Linked DNA regions of Homo sapiens: region 2 is linked to region 1. Evidence: chromatin loops called from intact Hi-C (ENCODE). Cell type or tissue: ovary. All regions are shown on one strand. Each heading gives the region's core, and the rest is flanking DNA. Links, peaks and the distances in the headings are about the cores only. Region 1 has its middle 30 kb from the start of ZNF354B. Region 2 holds the start of LOC124901148 (a long non-coding RNA gene).

The links. Hi-C counts contacts between places; a loop is a spot of excess contacts. Peaks named below come from ENCODE experiments on the same cell type or tissue, not always from the same donor. Only the 100,000 strongest peaks of a DNase experiment are listed, where the experiment ranks them.
Region 2: a loop joins it to region 1, with 10 times the contacts of the local background. A loop is called at or near these places in 2 of 110 quality-filtered maps.

The regions. Positions count from the first base shown.
Region 1 is chr5:178,826,278-178,833,943 of GRCh38, forward strand. No RefSeq gene overlaps it. Among named protein-coding and RNA genes, the nearest start is that of ZNF354B, 30 kb to the right of the region's middle. RefSeq lists an enhancer at 5,148-5,771 and a cis regulatory region at 5,667-5,836. In ovary, for the core only: no CTCF peak of the experiment used is centred there; a DNase peak (open chromatin) is centred at 4,673.
Region 2 is chr5:178,468,232-178,475,897 of GRCh38, forward strand. All of the region lies in intron 2 of COL23A1 (collagen type XXIII alpha 1 chain), which reads right to left. LOC124901148 (a long non-coding RNA gene) reads right to left here and starts at 4,609. Exons shown (of 2, transcript XR_007059080.1): 1 at 1-4,609. RefSeq lists a silencer at 1,080-1,231. In ovary, for the core only: no CTCF peak of the experiment used is centred there; no DNase peak of the experiment used is centred there.

The DNA.
Region 1 (7,666 bases), core at 3,334-5,833:
CTTATTTAAATTTACAAAATTTATCTACATTACTATGGATTTCTAATATGCTGCCTCCTTAGCTTTCCCTGCAAATATAACAAAGGAGAGAGTCATCCAGGATGATGGGGCAGCACAGAGTCGAGTGCAGGCCTGAGCACCATCTGCAACAATGACAAGCTCTTACTTGCTCAGGTCTTCATTCAAATGGTAAACCACACATTCCAATACTCAAACAGAACAGGGCTGTCCATATTCACATGTGGCTCCAGTTTCCTCATCCATAAGAAAAAAACCTTTCTGGCTCTAATAGCTTTTGATTTTTAGAAATAAAGTTTAGAAGGTCTGTTTCATCTAGAAACACTAATTACAAAAAAAAATACTATATTCTAGGGCATTTTAAAACTTTTTCTTTACAGGACCTAAATGTTAACAGTTAATCTTTAGAAAATAATATTTGAAATCCCCTACTACGTAGCTATTAAAACGTCTAAATTTTGCACCAACTTTTGTTAACCCTGGAGGCATTTACTCTTATATCCATGTTAGGAACATTTACTTGGATTAACAGAAATGTGTTGAGTGCCCTTTAAACATTTCCACACAATATGTCATTATAATCTTGTGAAATAGTCTGTATTTTCTTCTAAAGAATCTTTTCAGTCAAATGTTTAATCCATTTAGGAATTTGTGTTGAACTAAAGTAATTCAGTCAAAACTACCAATTAACTAGCTGCAAGCAAATACTACTAAAGTGTGTTTCTGATAATTCACCTCTTAATGATTGGTAAATAAGGAGATGAAAAGCAAAATGGGGATTCTGAGCAATAAAATGTTACCATTGTTCCTTCCACTTTGCCTACCCAACAGAGCAAGATTAATGTTTTATCATTTATTTATCTGAGCCAATCGCTTGTCATTAAACTTCACTAGATCAATGTTAATGCCTTAGTAAATCAGTTGCACTACTGGAGTGTCCTTGAGTATCTAGTTGCACTTGTATATATTTCTCTTTTGTATACACATTCTCATATAAACGCTAGTATAATGCAAAACATCCCAGATCTACCAGAGTAAGTCGATAATTCAAAGGCACAGTAAATTCCAAGAAATGGCAGCACATATACATGTTGGCTTATTCCAATGTCTGCCATCAATGCAAAAAATGTGACCTGTCTGTACTTGACACAAGGGATCTCTAGTCCTGGCTCATACCATTGCATGAGAACAGGTTATTACATTTTCAGGAACTTCTGAGAGTTTATTCTTAATAAAGTCATCATTAAAATGCATTCTATAAACTTCCAACTAAATTATATTAAAACAATAATACTTAAGACTCCTCATATTCTAATTATTTCAGTATATTTTATTATCTATGTTCATGGTGCATCTACTCAATCTGTATGGTAGAATTATCCTAGGATGGTGTGCTAGCATCCATCTCGTCCCAACTCATCAGTGACATCAGCTTGGTAGCTTGAATCTGGCCATGATATCCTTACCTACAACACAGAAATGTGCAAATACTACAAGCCAAGTTTTGTGTTTTTCAGTGAGTCAGTTGTTAAGCATTTACCAGCACACCACTGGATTTGGACAACCCGGGCACGATCCCTGCTCTCTTGTAGTCACCAAAAATGCAAGATGCTATGGGACTAGTTAGCAAGACTATGGGATCAGGAAAGAACTACCGGAGAATATGTTACTTAAGTAGAGTCCCAGTGAATGAGTCAAGGTTAAACAGGTGGGCAATGAGGATAAAGAAGTTGTTTTACCAAGCAAGGGGAAAACAGACTGCAGGATGGAGCCTCATCCCAGAGATTCAAAGCCCAGGGTGCTAGTGACGGAGTACAAAGAGATAAGGCTGAAAAGATGCAAGACAAATCTTACATATTTTAAGAAAAGGCACTCAGCCGGGCACGGTGGCTCACGCCTGTAATCCCAGGACTTTGGGAGGTCAAGGCGGGTGGATCACGAGGTCAGGAGATTGAGACCATCCTGGCTAACACGGTGAAACCCCATCTCTGCTAAAAACACAAAAAATTAGCCAGGCATGGTGGCGGGTGCCTGTAGTCCAGCTACGGGAGGCTGAGGCAAGAGAATGGCATGAACCTGGGAGGTGGAGCTTGCAGTGAGCCGAGATCGCGCCACTGCACTCCAGCCTGAGCAACAGAGTGAGACTCTGTCTCAAAAAAAAAAAAAAAAGACAAGACACTCGTATTCATGACTGTATTAAAAACACTGGGAAGCTACTGAAGATTTTTAATCATGGGGTTAGAAGGAAGAGAGATGAGAACTCTCTTGACACTTGACTGAACTGGAAAAGGAACCAAAAGATTGTCCAAGAAAAGACAGACAAAAATGACCACCAGGCTTCCCTGGCAACGTAGCTAGAAGCAAAATCTTTCTGAGCATGCAGCCGTATTGTATTTTTATTTAATGATCGCTTAAATGCTCGACTCCACTAATATAAACATTATTAAGCATATACAAAAGAATAGGGAATTTTAAAAAGTGAGATAAAATACAGTTATGTAAAGTTCTGATCTCTATTTCCACACTTCCATGGTTCTGCAGCCAACTTCACAGGCCACTGCTGAAGCCAGCTTTGGAAGATGAAACATAGGATGCACAGGCAATGGGACTTGGTGAGGACTGCATGGAGCTGGGGCCAGATGCCACTGTCAGGGAAGATCTAGCTCATGCCAAGAAATCCAAACTAGCATAAACCTCTTCAAAACCTGGCACCATGGCTGTAACCAAACTCCCCCCAGCTTGCCTACTGACTGCATCACAACAGTGGGGCAGTATTTCCTGGTACTCAGTTTCACCCGAGGCAAACAGAAAATGTTAAACAGGAAATGCTAATGTGTGTGTGTGCGCCTGCCTGTATGGGTGTGCGTGTACATGTGAGTGTGTATGTGCACACACGAGTGTGCATGTGAGTACATGTCTATGTGTGCATGTGAATGTATGTGTATCTTGAGTATATGAGCATGTTAGTATCTGTGTGCACATAAGTGTACATGTGTATGTATATAAGTGTGTGCGTGTGTGTTTGCACTCACTAGTCTGGGGGCTGGTTTGTGAGAGTGGGGCGAGGAGCTGCTGGTGTCACACAAGGCTTGCGATAACAGAAAACATTTTTTCTTCCCAGTAAAAACAAATCCCAGCCTTCTAGCGGTGACTCGCACCCTCTCAATCTCACTCTCCACCTGCTCCTTGTTCCCCCATCTGCCCCTCCTCTCTCCTTCAGAATGTTTTCTGCAGTGCTTTTTCTCATCTTAGCTTGCTCTCTCCTTCGTTCAGCCTTCTAATCATCTTGTCCATTCTTCCTGTTTCTCACTCCTGTTTCTGTCCCGTCATCACTCTCCTGGGAATTTTTGCTAAACGGCAGAGGAAGGCTGAGAGTGTTTAACACAGAAATTCTTTATTTCTCCTGCACGTCCTCATTACAGAAGCATCTACAATAATGTCCACTTGCACACACAGCTCCTGACCCTCCACGGGGGGCTGGTATTGCGGATGGGGTGTGGAGGCAGCAGAGGAACATTGGGAAACGTCTATGGATCCAGGCTCAGCTCAGAGGCTGAGTTCAAAACTTGGCACCATGGCTGTGACCACATTTCCCCTAGTCTGCCTACTGACGGCATCACAATGGTGGAACAGTGTCTTCTGGCCCTCGTTTCACCAGGGGCAAACAGAAAACGTTAAAAAGGAAATGTTAATGTGTGTGAGTGTGTGTGTGCCTGTATCGGTGTGCAAGTACTTGTATGCATATGCACACACAAGTGTGCAATGTGTGTACACATGTGAATGTCTATCTTGAGTATATGAGCATGTATTTATATGTGCACATGAACATGTGTGCACATGAATGTAATGTGTGTGTATATGTGTGTGTGCATGTGTGTTTGGACTCACCAGTCTGGGTGCTGTGGTTTGTGAGAGTGGAGCAAGGAGGAGCTGCTGGTGTCACACAAGGCTTGTGATAACAAAGAACCTATTTTCTTCTCAGTAAAAACAAATCCCAGCCTTCCAGAGGTGACTCGCACCCTCTCAATCTCTCTCTCCACCAGCTCCAAAGTAAGAGGCTGATTATTTTGAAAATATAACACAGTGACGAGTAGCTTTTAACTCGGTTTTGGTTTGTTAAGGCCATTCCTTGGGATAAAGGAAACAAGAGGAGGAGGTTGAGAAACAAGCATAAAAACAAGAAATATAAGCAGCAGTATAAGAAAATGAAGAACACGATGATGATGATGATAAGATTAGACTGAAAGAAAGGTAAAAGACCAGGTGCAAGAATTAGAAGGCCTGTTATGATACCTTTTTTCCCCTCCCCGATTCATGAAATTAAAAAAATCGAAGACTATCAGAACAAAAAACAAGAAAAAAGTAACAAAATTTAGGGGTTGACTATTTGTGTAAGAATGAGGCAATGCTGCCACTCACAGCTGGCTCAGATGCCAGCAGGAGGAGGGCACCCTCCAGAGACTGCAGGAGAAAAGAGAGGACTCCTCCTTGCCCTGGCTACGCCTCCGTCTGTCACCGAGGGCTGCGGTACAGAACCGGCAGCTTCCTACCCATGCCAGGCCAGGCTAGGCCCCAAAGTGCTCCTACTCCCCCTTCCCAGGCCCCAGATTTGCTGCTGCTGCCACCATTAGCACCGACGCCAACGCAACCAGCAGTGCTGTCACCTTCCATCCACCGGCCCACCCTACAAGGCTCCTACCACCTGGCCAACACGGGCGCCCTCCTACCACTCCTGCCGAGCTGCAGTCTCCATTGCTGTCGCCACAACCGCAGGAGGCGAGCCACAGAGCTGTGCCATCTGCAAACTCCAGGCTCCAGCTCACCATAGGTAACTCCTCCTTCACCTCCTCCTCCAGCCTGGCTTGGAGCACCTGGGTGGGCAAAGCCAAAAAACCCCAAAACAGGATGCAGAAAGTGGCAGCGTTAGAGCCGCACCTAGTCATGCTGGCCACTGGGTGGCAAGGGCTGGTTTCAGCGAAGGCACTCACACCCACCCTCTGAAGTCCAACCTCTCCTCCTGGCCCAAGCTGGCCTCCTGACCTGGGATGGGGACTGGAGACACCACAGTGCCCGGCGCTCCTTGGGGAGTAGGAACAGCAGAAACTCCGACCCAGCCAGTCCTCCCCACCCAAGTACCGGTTCTCACTCCTGACTCCACCACCCACAGGGCCCTGAGCCCCTGTGGTGCCCACTATTCCATGCCCAGGGGTCCCAGATGGTCTCCGCAACACGAACAAAAGGGCGAGGGCTGGGGAACCACAGTGGGTGTGGGGACCCTGCTGTGCTCAGAGAATTGCTGCGAAAACTCTGTGCGCCTGCCACGCTCCAACACGAGCAGGAGAATTTCACCCTCTACAGCCTTGACTCTAGGAAGAGAAGGGCCCCTTCCTCGGAGGCCACTGCTGTACCGGCCACCTCCACAACCCACTGCCGGCAGCAGCAGTGCAGCGCCTCCAATACCGCCCCAACCTGGCCCCTAGTGCCAGCAGCGTAGCCCTCAGACTGCACCCATGACATACCCAGAGCCAGCTGTTGGCAATGTAACCCTGATAGCACCCCCAAACCACCCCTCTGCCGCTGGCAGCGCTGGCAGTGTAGCACCCGATAGTGTCCACAACCCATCCCTGCCACAGGCATTGCAGCACCCAATAGCGCCCCCAACCTGCTCTTTCCCCTCTTCCCCCACCCCCGGGCAGCACAGCCCCAGATAGTGCCCCCAACCTGCTCCCATCACAGGCAGTGAACGCCCGGGATAGTGCACCCAATCAACCACCCCCCCACCTCCCCCCCCTCCCCCAGCAGTGCAGCACCTGACAGCTCCCCTAAACAGCCCCCAACTGTTGGCTGGCATTGTTGCTGGGATTGTAACCTGGGATAGCTTACCCAACCGGCCCTCTGCCTTGGGCAGTGCAGCAGCTGATAGCTCCCCTAACCCACCCTCCCCGCCGCCGGCAGTGCACAATAGCTCACACAACCTGCCTCCAACCCCCCCCTCACCCCACCTTGGGCAGTGCAGGCCCAGATAGCGCAGCCAACCCCTCCCACCACCCACCGCCAGCACCGCAAAGCTGGATAGCACTCCACCACCAGTCCCCCACGGCAGGCAGTGCAGACCCAACAGCACACCAAATCTGCCTCCCCAGGCAGGCAGTGCAGCCACAGACAGCGAACCTACCCCACCACCTTTCTACCACTGTAACTGAGCTTCAGTCTCCCATCACCACCACCAACCGCAGCCAGGCAGGCCTCAGTGGCAAACGCTCCAGCCTCCAGCATGCACAAGTGGTCCCCGCTTCTCGTCCTCTAGCCGGTCAGGAGCAGCTCTTCCTGCCGGCCATCCTTCTACCGCTCCGGCCGCCCTCCTACACTCTGCCGCACACTGCATTCTCCCTCACCACCACCAACTGCAGGGAGGCGAGCCGCGGTGCTGCAAGGCTCCAGCCTCCGGCGTGCAGCACGTGGCTGAGCTCCCCTTCTCCAGGTCCTCCAAGCGGGAAACAAAGTAGCTCTGCTAACTGATACACAACAGCCTAAAATGACGGGAGGCCTCCTCAGCATGCACATGGGCTTATGAGAATGGTTTCTAGACTACATATTCTGATTGGATGAGAGAAAACCTCTGGGCCTTCTCTGATTGGACTTTATTTTCACACTCTGATTGGTTGTCCTGAGACTTGCTCTCATCCAATCAGAACATGATAATAAAGTCCAATCAGAGTAGGCCTCTGGTTTTTCTCATATCCAATCAGAACATGTAGTCCAGGAACCTCATATGCATAACCTCTGTGTATAAATAGTGCTGAAGGGGAGTCAGGCCATTCCAGGCTGTGTCTGCTCAGCGAGCTTCTCTGTGCCCAGCTTAGAGGACCAGGACCAGGGATAGCCACCACCGCATGCTTGAGGCTTATAGCTTTTGGCACCGCGGCTCGCTTCGCTGTGGTTGATGGCGGCAGAGACTGCAGTGAAGCTGGAGCGGTAGGAAGGGGAAAATAGTTTTGGGATAGATGGAGGGGTACAGAGAGTGCTTAGTGCCAAAGGGAAAAGAGGATGGCGAGCAGGAGAAGGCATTGCAAAAAGACGGTCAGGAAAAATGGTGGGAAAAACAATTGGGGGGGGGGTACGTGGAGGGGGAAAAACGGGTGGTGAACAAGAGGGAGAGAAGGTTTTGCAGAAAGACAGTGGGGAAAACGTTTTTGGGTAGATGGAAAAAGAGTGATGAGAGAGTAATGGGGGGTGAGCGGGAGGGAGAGAAGGTTTGCAAAAAATACGGTTTTTCTCAAATGCTTTATTTCTGTTGAGATGCTCATATATTTGTTTTTTATTCTATTAATGAGGTGTTTGCATCCATTGATTTTTCAAATATTAATGGTGCATTCCTGGGGTAAAACACATTTGCATGTAGTGCATTATCTATATGTTGCTGGAGTTCATTTGGCAGTGTTTTGTTGAATATGTTTGATTTTATAAAACAATGAAAGATACTGGTCTACATTGTTTTGTGATATTGTTTTGGTGTCAGAGTAATCCTGGCTTTATAAAATGAATTGGGAGGTGTTCTCTCCCCTTTTATTTTCTGCAACAGTTGGTGAACAATTGATATTAATTTCTCAGAGTGTTTGATAGAATTCACCTGGGAAGCTCCCTGAGA
Region 2 (7,666 bases), core at 3,281-5,780, 360 kb before region 1:
AAGCCACGGCAAGCCGCCAGTGTCGAGCAGAGGGCCCCTGCAGGAAGATCGGGAAGGTCTAAATCCAAGCTCATTAATAGGCCAGAGGGTGAGAGAGAACACGGAGGTGCAAGACAGGGAGGGGATGGAAGCCAGCACGTGGGTCAAAGGGCGATGGACTGGGCTAGGGGTCAGTGTGATGATGGTGAATGCAAGAATATCAACAACCACGGCTCCGTCTCCTGTGGGCTAGACACTGCCTGCAGGGCACGAGATGATTATTTCGTTTCATCCTCACCCTGCCTCCCTCATCTGCTCACACCCAGGCCTCACCCGGCCCCGTCCCTCTGAGCTGACCTCAGGCTGCAGGCCACACGCAGAGCAGCTTCCCCTCCCCTCGAGTCCCCCCAGGCAGCCTGGAGGGAAGGGCCGGGTCCGAGGTCACGGAGCCTGCAGCTCTCCTCAACTGTGTTCTGGGGCACAGGACCCCACATTTAATTTATAAATTCCCAACTTTTCAAATTAAAAAAAGTATTGTGGTAAAATATGCATAACATACAATTTCCCATCTTCACCATTTTTACGGGTACAGCTCAGTGCATCAGGTGCATTCACACTGCTGTGCAGCCATCAGCACCCTCCACCTCCAGGACGTTTTCATCTTCCCCTGCTGAAACTCTGCACCCATTAAACACCAACTCCCCACTCCCCCCAGCCTGTGGCACCCACCATCCTGGTTTCCGTCTCTATGAATTTGATGACTGGGTGCCTCACATAAGTGGAATCATATCGTGTTTGTCCTTCTGTGTGTGGCTTATTTCACTCAGCACCATGTCCTCAAGGTCCGTCCATGTTGCAGCACGTGTCAGAATCTCCTTCCGTCTGAAAGCTGAACCGCATCCTGTTGTGTGGACAGGCCACATTGTGTCTATCCATTCTGATAAACACGTGGGTTGCTCCTACCTTTTGGCTACTGTGAACAATGCTGCCCTGAACCTAGGTGTACAAATACCTGTCTGGGTCTCCGTGTTCTTCCTTTGGGGGTATACCTAGGAGGGGACGAATTCCTAACTTTGAACATGATTAGGCAGGAGCTTGTTACCCCTGGGACACTGCGCAGTGAGCAGGCTCCTGCGGCTCCTCTCCCGTCCATCCCTCCCTGGTCCCAGCCTGGCCTGGGAGATGCACATCCTTCCTCTGAGATACTGTTGTTCTAAGCCCCACCACATTCTACGAAGCTCCATCACACACACATGCTGAAGGCTGAAACTCCAATTCTGCAGGTGCATCAGTTCCAAGAGTAGATGTTCGATGGTGAGGGGCCGATGGGCAGTCTGTAGCTGGGGCCCCGGGGAAAGACCACAGCTGAGCACTCTCGGGGGAGCTGGGCTCCCCCGGGCAGCTGGCAGCTGGGACCTGCCTTCATGTCCAACCACATTTCTGATGGAGCCCAGGGGACTTCCGCCAGTACCTCCCCTCTTCAGAGAGCCCCCGTCCTGTCTGCAGAGCCATCAAGAGGACCCTCGCCGAGGGAAGCTGCCTGCCGCTGGTGATAACCAGAATCGGTCGTGGGGAGGAGGTGGCCATTCCCCCTGAAAGTCCTAATGGTCTCGCAGGGTCGGGCCACGGAACCGTCTCCAACCACTCATCCCCTGTGCAGAGGCCAGAAGGGAGCTTTCGTCATGCTAACTGGGTTTGATTTTTATCTTCCCAGGCACCTCCTCTCACTGGTCTTTCTCATGGCAATCATCACAGTTCATTTAAAAGTATTTCCACCCCATTTGTCTACCGGTGCAAGCAGTCACTCTAGCCAGCTAAATCAGTCCCTTTAAAACTTTATCTTGCTAATTCCAAAGTACTCCATCATCTCCATATCCAGACACTGAGAGGCTCAGCCTGCAGACATCTGCCTAACAGAGCAGCTGGCGGGCTAAACACATAAATTAATGCAAAGTCCTGGTTGGTCAACACCTGGTGCAGCTCTTCCTCCAGGCACTTCTCAGGGACGAAGCTTGCTTTGAGCTGGCCATCCAGCGTCTGTCCCTCCTGGTCCGCTACCGTGAGCTCTTGACTCCACCTGGCTCCACGCCCCCTGCCCCATGTCTTCCCTTAGCCAGGAGCCAGTGTCCTTGGGCAAGCACAGTGCCCATAAGCCGAGCAGACCCCTGGAAACCCACCGCCAATTAGAACTGTTCCTCACTGGAAAGACTGCCTAGACAAACCACCTAAAACCCAGGACGTGAGGACTCCCAGCTCCCCACCCAGACCCCAGCCAGAAGCCACGGCAAGCCGTCAGTGTCGAGCAGAGGGCCCCTGCAGGAAGACTGGGAAGGTCTAAATCTAAGCTCATTAACAGGCCAGAGGGTGAGAGAGAACACAGAGGTGCAAGACAGGGAGGGGATGGAAGCCAGCACGTGGGTCAAAGACGAGGCCATGGGGGAAACACCCGCTCATACGACACAAGCATCCTGCCTGCTGGGCTGGAAATCCCGAAATTTCCCCAGTATTCCTGGAAGCATCAAGGCTCCCACAGAATACAGTGGCACTTCCCATAAGACACTGGACCCAGATACCTCCTGTCTCAAGGAGCCCACCGCCTCCAGGGCCCCACTGAGCGGCCGTTCATGCTGAGAGCTGCGCTGGAGAAGCCTGTGTGAAGGCTGCTGCGGTCACCTGGGAACCCTCAGGAGCCCCAGAGTGTGCACTTTTGTCCATTCCTAAATATTCCTTCCATAGACTTACTGTGAAGATCCAACCAGACCCTCTGAGCTTTGCTAACTTTCAGCTCTGTGCAGTGCACGAAGTGGTTCTGAAAAAGCATCTGCTCCAGTGCCTGGCTGCCTTGGGATCACCTGGGGATTCCTCGTGTATTGGTCAGGTCCCTGCAGGAAACAGAGGGCACCCCAATGGCTAATTTGCAGAGCAGTTAAGAGAGAGTTACTCAGGAAGCTGTGCACAAGGGACAGTGCAGTTCCCAGAGGTTGGAACAGTGGGTGCATTTATCACCCCTGAGTAATCATGCGTTTTATGTTTTCTTTCTTTTTTTTTGAGACAGAGTCTCGCTCTTGTCACCCAGGCTGGAGTGCAGTGGTGCGATCTCAGCTCACTGAAAGCTCAGCCTCCTGGGTTCAAGTGATTCTCCTGCCTCAGCCTCCTGAGTAGCTGGGATTACAGGCACCCACCACACCTGGCTAATTTTTGTATTTTTAGTAGAGATGGGGTTTCGCCATGTTGGCCAGGTTGGTCTTGAACTCCTGACCTCAGGTGATCTACCCGCCTCGGCCTCCCAAAGTGCTCGGATTACGGGTGTGAGCCACTGTGCCTTGGCCTGCTTTTTATATTTTCTGATGCTGTGAAACATCTCTGGGCCTTGCTGGCCAGGGAGAGACTCCCTTCCTGGGGCTAGCTAACTCCTAGAGATAGCAAGCACCTTGCCTTTGGACCTGCCTCTCCCTATCAAACCAACCAAGCCAAAGCTGTGCCCCAACCACCCGCTTTATGTAACTCTCACACCCCTGCCCTCATCACCCATGGGCCAGGTATGTGACAGCTAGAGACCAGCCCTGTAGCCCAGAGCCCACTGGAATTATTTGAACTGGCCAATCCGAACCCTGCTCAGCTTGCCTCGCCCCTCCCTTCCCACAGTCCATGCCCCAGCTCCTTCCACCCCCTGACTGACTCCGGTGCTTCCCCATATGGTCCTGTTGTGCTGTCGAATCGTCAGTAAGAAACTCTTCTTTCAAGCAGTTGTCTCCATGGTTGTCATCTTAATCCATGGCTGATTAAAATCCTGGGTGCAGGCCGGGCCTGGTGGCTCACACCTCTAATCCCGGTGCTGTGGGAGCTCAAGGAGGGAGGATGGCTTGACCTGGGGAGGTCGAGGCTGCAGTGAGCTATGATCATGCCAGGGCAACAGCGTGAGACCCTGTCTTAAATAAAAATCCTGGGTATTGTTTAAAACAACCCCAAGGACTGCAGGCGCTGAAGAGAGGAAGCTGCATGGAAAAGCTGTGGGAAAGGGGCTTGAAGGAACATCCCTTTGCTGATCCATCCTGACTCTCAGTCGAATCAACTGAGACCCAATGGGGAGCCACAGTCTATCCCAATGTGCACTTTTGTCCCAATGGGGAGTCAGCCTCCTGGGGCCCAGAGCAGGTGGATAAGGGTGTGGGGCGCACCTGGAGGAGCAAGTGAGGTGCCAGCATGCTTTGGTTCTACTCCAAGAAAGTCTGATTCCGGAGTTCTTGGATGGGGCCCAGTAATTTTTCTTAAATGCTTCCCAGCTATTTCTGATGCACAGTCAGATATGGCTTATACATTATGAAAGGTAAGGCACTGTCAATATTAATAATATTAGCAACGGCTGCAGCAGCATCCATGGGTGCCAGGTGCTTATAATGCATCAGTCCTAATTTCCACCCCTTAAAGGTAAGTGTTAGTATTCCCATTTTGTAGATGGGAAATGTGAGGCTCTGGCTGCTTAAGTGACTTGCCCAGCATCGCACAGCTTGTCAGTGGAAGAGCTGGGATTTTTATCCAAAAGCCAGTGAACAGTCAGCCCTCCATATCCATGGATTCCACATCCACGGTCTCAACCAACCGCAGATTGAAAATATTTTTAAAAAATACACAGGCAGGACACAGTGGCTCATGTCTGTAATCCCAACACTTTGGGAGGCTGAGGCAGAAGGGTTGCTTGAGCCTGGGAGTTCAAGACCAGCCTGGACAACAGAGTGAGACTCTATCTCTACAAAAATTAAAAAATTAGCGGATGTGGTCACACGCACCTGTGATCCGAACTACTCAGGAAGCTGAGGCGAGAGGATCGCTTGAGCCCAGGAGGTCAAGGCTGCAGTGAGCTGTGACTGTGCCACTGCACTCCAGCCTGGGTGACAGAGCAAGACTCTCTTCGCCATCCCCCCAAAAAAAATCATAATAAAAATCACAACACAACAAAAAATCATACAAATAAAAATACAGTAGAACAATATTTACATAGCTTTCACACTGTATCAGGTATTATAAGTAATCTAGAGACTTAAAGTATGAGGGAGGATGTACTTAGGTTAAATGCAAGTACACGCCATTTGACTTTATTTTTGTAGAGACGGTCTCACTCTGTCACCCAGGCTGGAGTGCAGTGGCACAATCACAGCTCACTGCAGCTTTGACCTCCCAGGCCCAAATGACCCTCCTACCTCAGCCTCCAGAGTAGCTGGGACTACAGGCATGAGCCACTACATCCGGCTAATTTTTTTTTTTTTTTTTTTTTTTGGTATTTTTTGTGAAGATGGGGTTTTGCCATGTTGCCCAGGCTGGTCTTGAACTCCTGGGCTCAAGCAAACCACCCACTTCAGCCTCCCTGAGTGCTGGGATTATACTATGCCATTTTATATGAGGGATTTGAGCATCTCTGGATTTGGGTACCTATGAGGGATCCTGGAACCAATGCCCTGAAGATACCAAGGGACGACTGACTATACTGTTTCTACTCTTCCAACATTCACCTATGATCAGCCTTACCCTAGCGAAACCCCTGCACTCCCAAAACCTCACTGAGTGGGCCTCTCATGAACGCTGACACTGTCATCCAGCACCCCTATGGGGTTTTATTTATGGTTGCTTTAAAAAGAAGCACTTTGAAAGCTTCGAAAGAAAGATGCTGAACAACCAGACCAGATTATGAATTTTGTGTTCAAATGAGTTAATTTCCCTTAATAGGGGTCAAATCATTTTTATTTCCCTGCAACCTAAAGAAACTGTGCTGAGCTTTAATGTAGACACACTTTACCCACCTCACCCCCGGCCACAGGAAAGCTGACGTCATCAAGAGAACTGAGGGTGTTCGCAGCAAGGAACACGGAGTTACTCTGAAACATTCTCCAGAGCAAGAGTTCTTAACCTGGGCTACAGGAAATCTTCACAACCCTTAAATTACACGTGTGACTTCCCATCAATGCGCAGCTCTGTCCAAGTCCTTGGCTTTCATCAGACTCTCAAAGGAGCCTCAGAAAGCCAGAATTTTGTCTCAGTTTCTCTCATCATTGATTTTAAGGGTTATCCCGCCTAGTTCTTCTTTCCTTGTTTTCAGTGAAACTGTGACCTGCTCCAAAAACACGCAGTCAGTGAAATTTAGTTCCCAAATATTTTATGATAATATAGCAGTGGGCTACATATAAAATAAATGGTAAAAGGTCCTATTCCTTGGTCTTACTCATAACTAAATAATTAACTTACTGGATTTCATTTTTGAGGTTTTTATTGAAAATATTTCTTCCTAAAACACAGTATCTTCTCTCTCCTTGTGAGATGTCAAAAAAAAAAATTTGTATTGAAACAAATCAGTGAATTTGTCGTATTTCTTTCTTAACCTTTCTAACTGTAGAGGAACATGGCATACAGAGGACTTATCTTTGAACACGTTTTTACTAAATAAATATTCATCGATTCACTCAGTACATTTTTATTGAGTCCTTTTTTCCAGGCACCAGTTTAGGTACAGGGGATTCCAAAGCAAACAAAAGAAAATCAATTGCTCCCAAGAAGCTTGCATTCCAGCAGGGAACACAGATTATAAACCATAAACTAGACAGAACAGGAGGCGGGGAGCGGATAGTAATAAGCACTGTATTAGTTTTCTGGCTTAAAGCGACAGAAATTTACTGTCTCATTGTTCTGGAGGACAGAAGTCCAAAATCAAAGTGTGGGCAGGGCCCCACTCCCTCTGAAGGCTTAGGGGAGAGTCCCTCCTTGCCCCTCCTACATTCCTGTGGCTGCCAGCAATCCCTGCCATTCCTTGGCTTTGTAGATCCATCACTGCAATTTCTGCCTTCACAGTCACATGGCAGCATTCTTCCTGTGTATCTGTCTCTGCGTCTAAATTTCCCTTGTGTTAAATGGACAGCAATCATTGGATTAGGGCCCACCCTAATCCAGTACAACCTCATCTTACCTTGATTACCTCTGCAAAGACATTCTTTCCAAATAAGGTCATATTCACATGCAATGGAGGTTAGGACTTTAACATATCTTTTGGGATATGTTAAATTTAACACATAACATGTGTTTTGAAAACAAAATTAAGTGGCCATATGGGAGACAGAGAGTGATGGGTGCTGGCATGTCCAGGAGGGCCTCTTGGAAAAGATGCCATTGAAGCAGAAACCAAAATGAAGTGAAGGAATGAGCCATGGGGACATTTGGTGAAGGGGGTACAGGCAGAGACCCCGAGGCAGAGGTGCTGAGCCCCTGTGCCTATACTCCTGACTCTCAGAAACTACAAGATAATAAATGCTTGCTTTGTAAGCCATTATGTTTTACAGTAATTTGTTTGCGGCAATATAAAATGTATGCGATTACCCAATAGTGGCCTTGCCTGTTGTGTTAGTTTTCGGTTGCTGCATAACAAATTGCCATAAACTCAGCAGCTTAAAGCTTAACTCACAGTTTCTATAGGTCACAAGTCTATGCTCAGGGTCACACGAGGCTGAGATCTTGGTGCTGGCAGGGCTGTGCTCCTTGTTGGAGCTCAGAGGCCTCTTTCAAGCTTTTGTGGCTGTTGGTAGAATTCAGTTCCTTGCAGTTGTTGGACATATGCCCCCTTTTCTTGCTTGTTGGCTGGGGGCCACTCATACCTCCTGGAGGCTGCCCACAGCTCCTGGCTGGGAGGACCCCTGCGAAGGCCTCT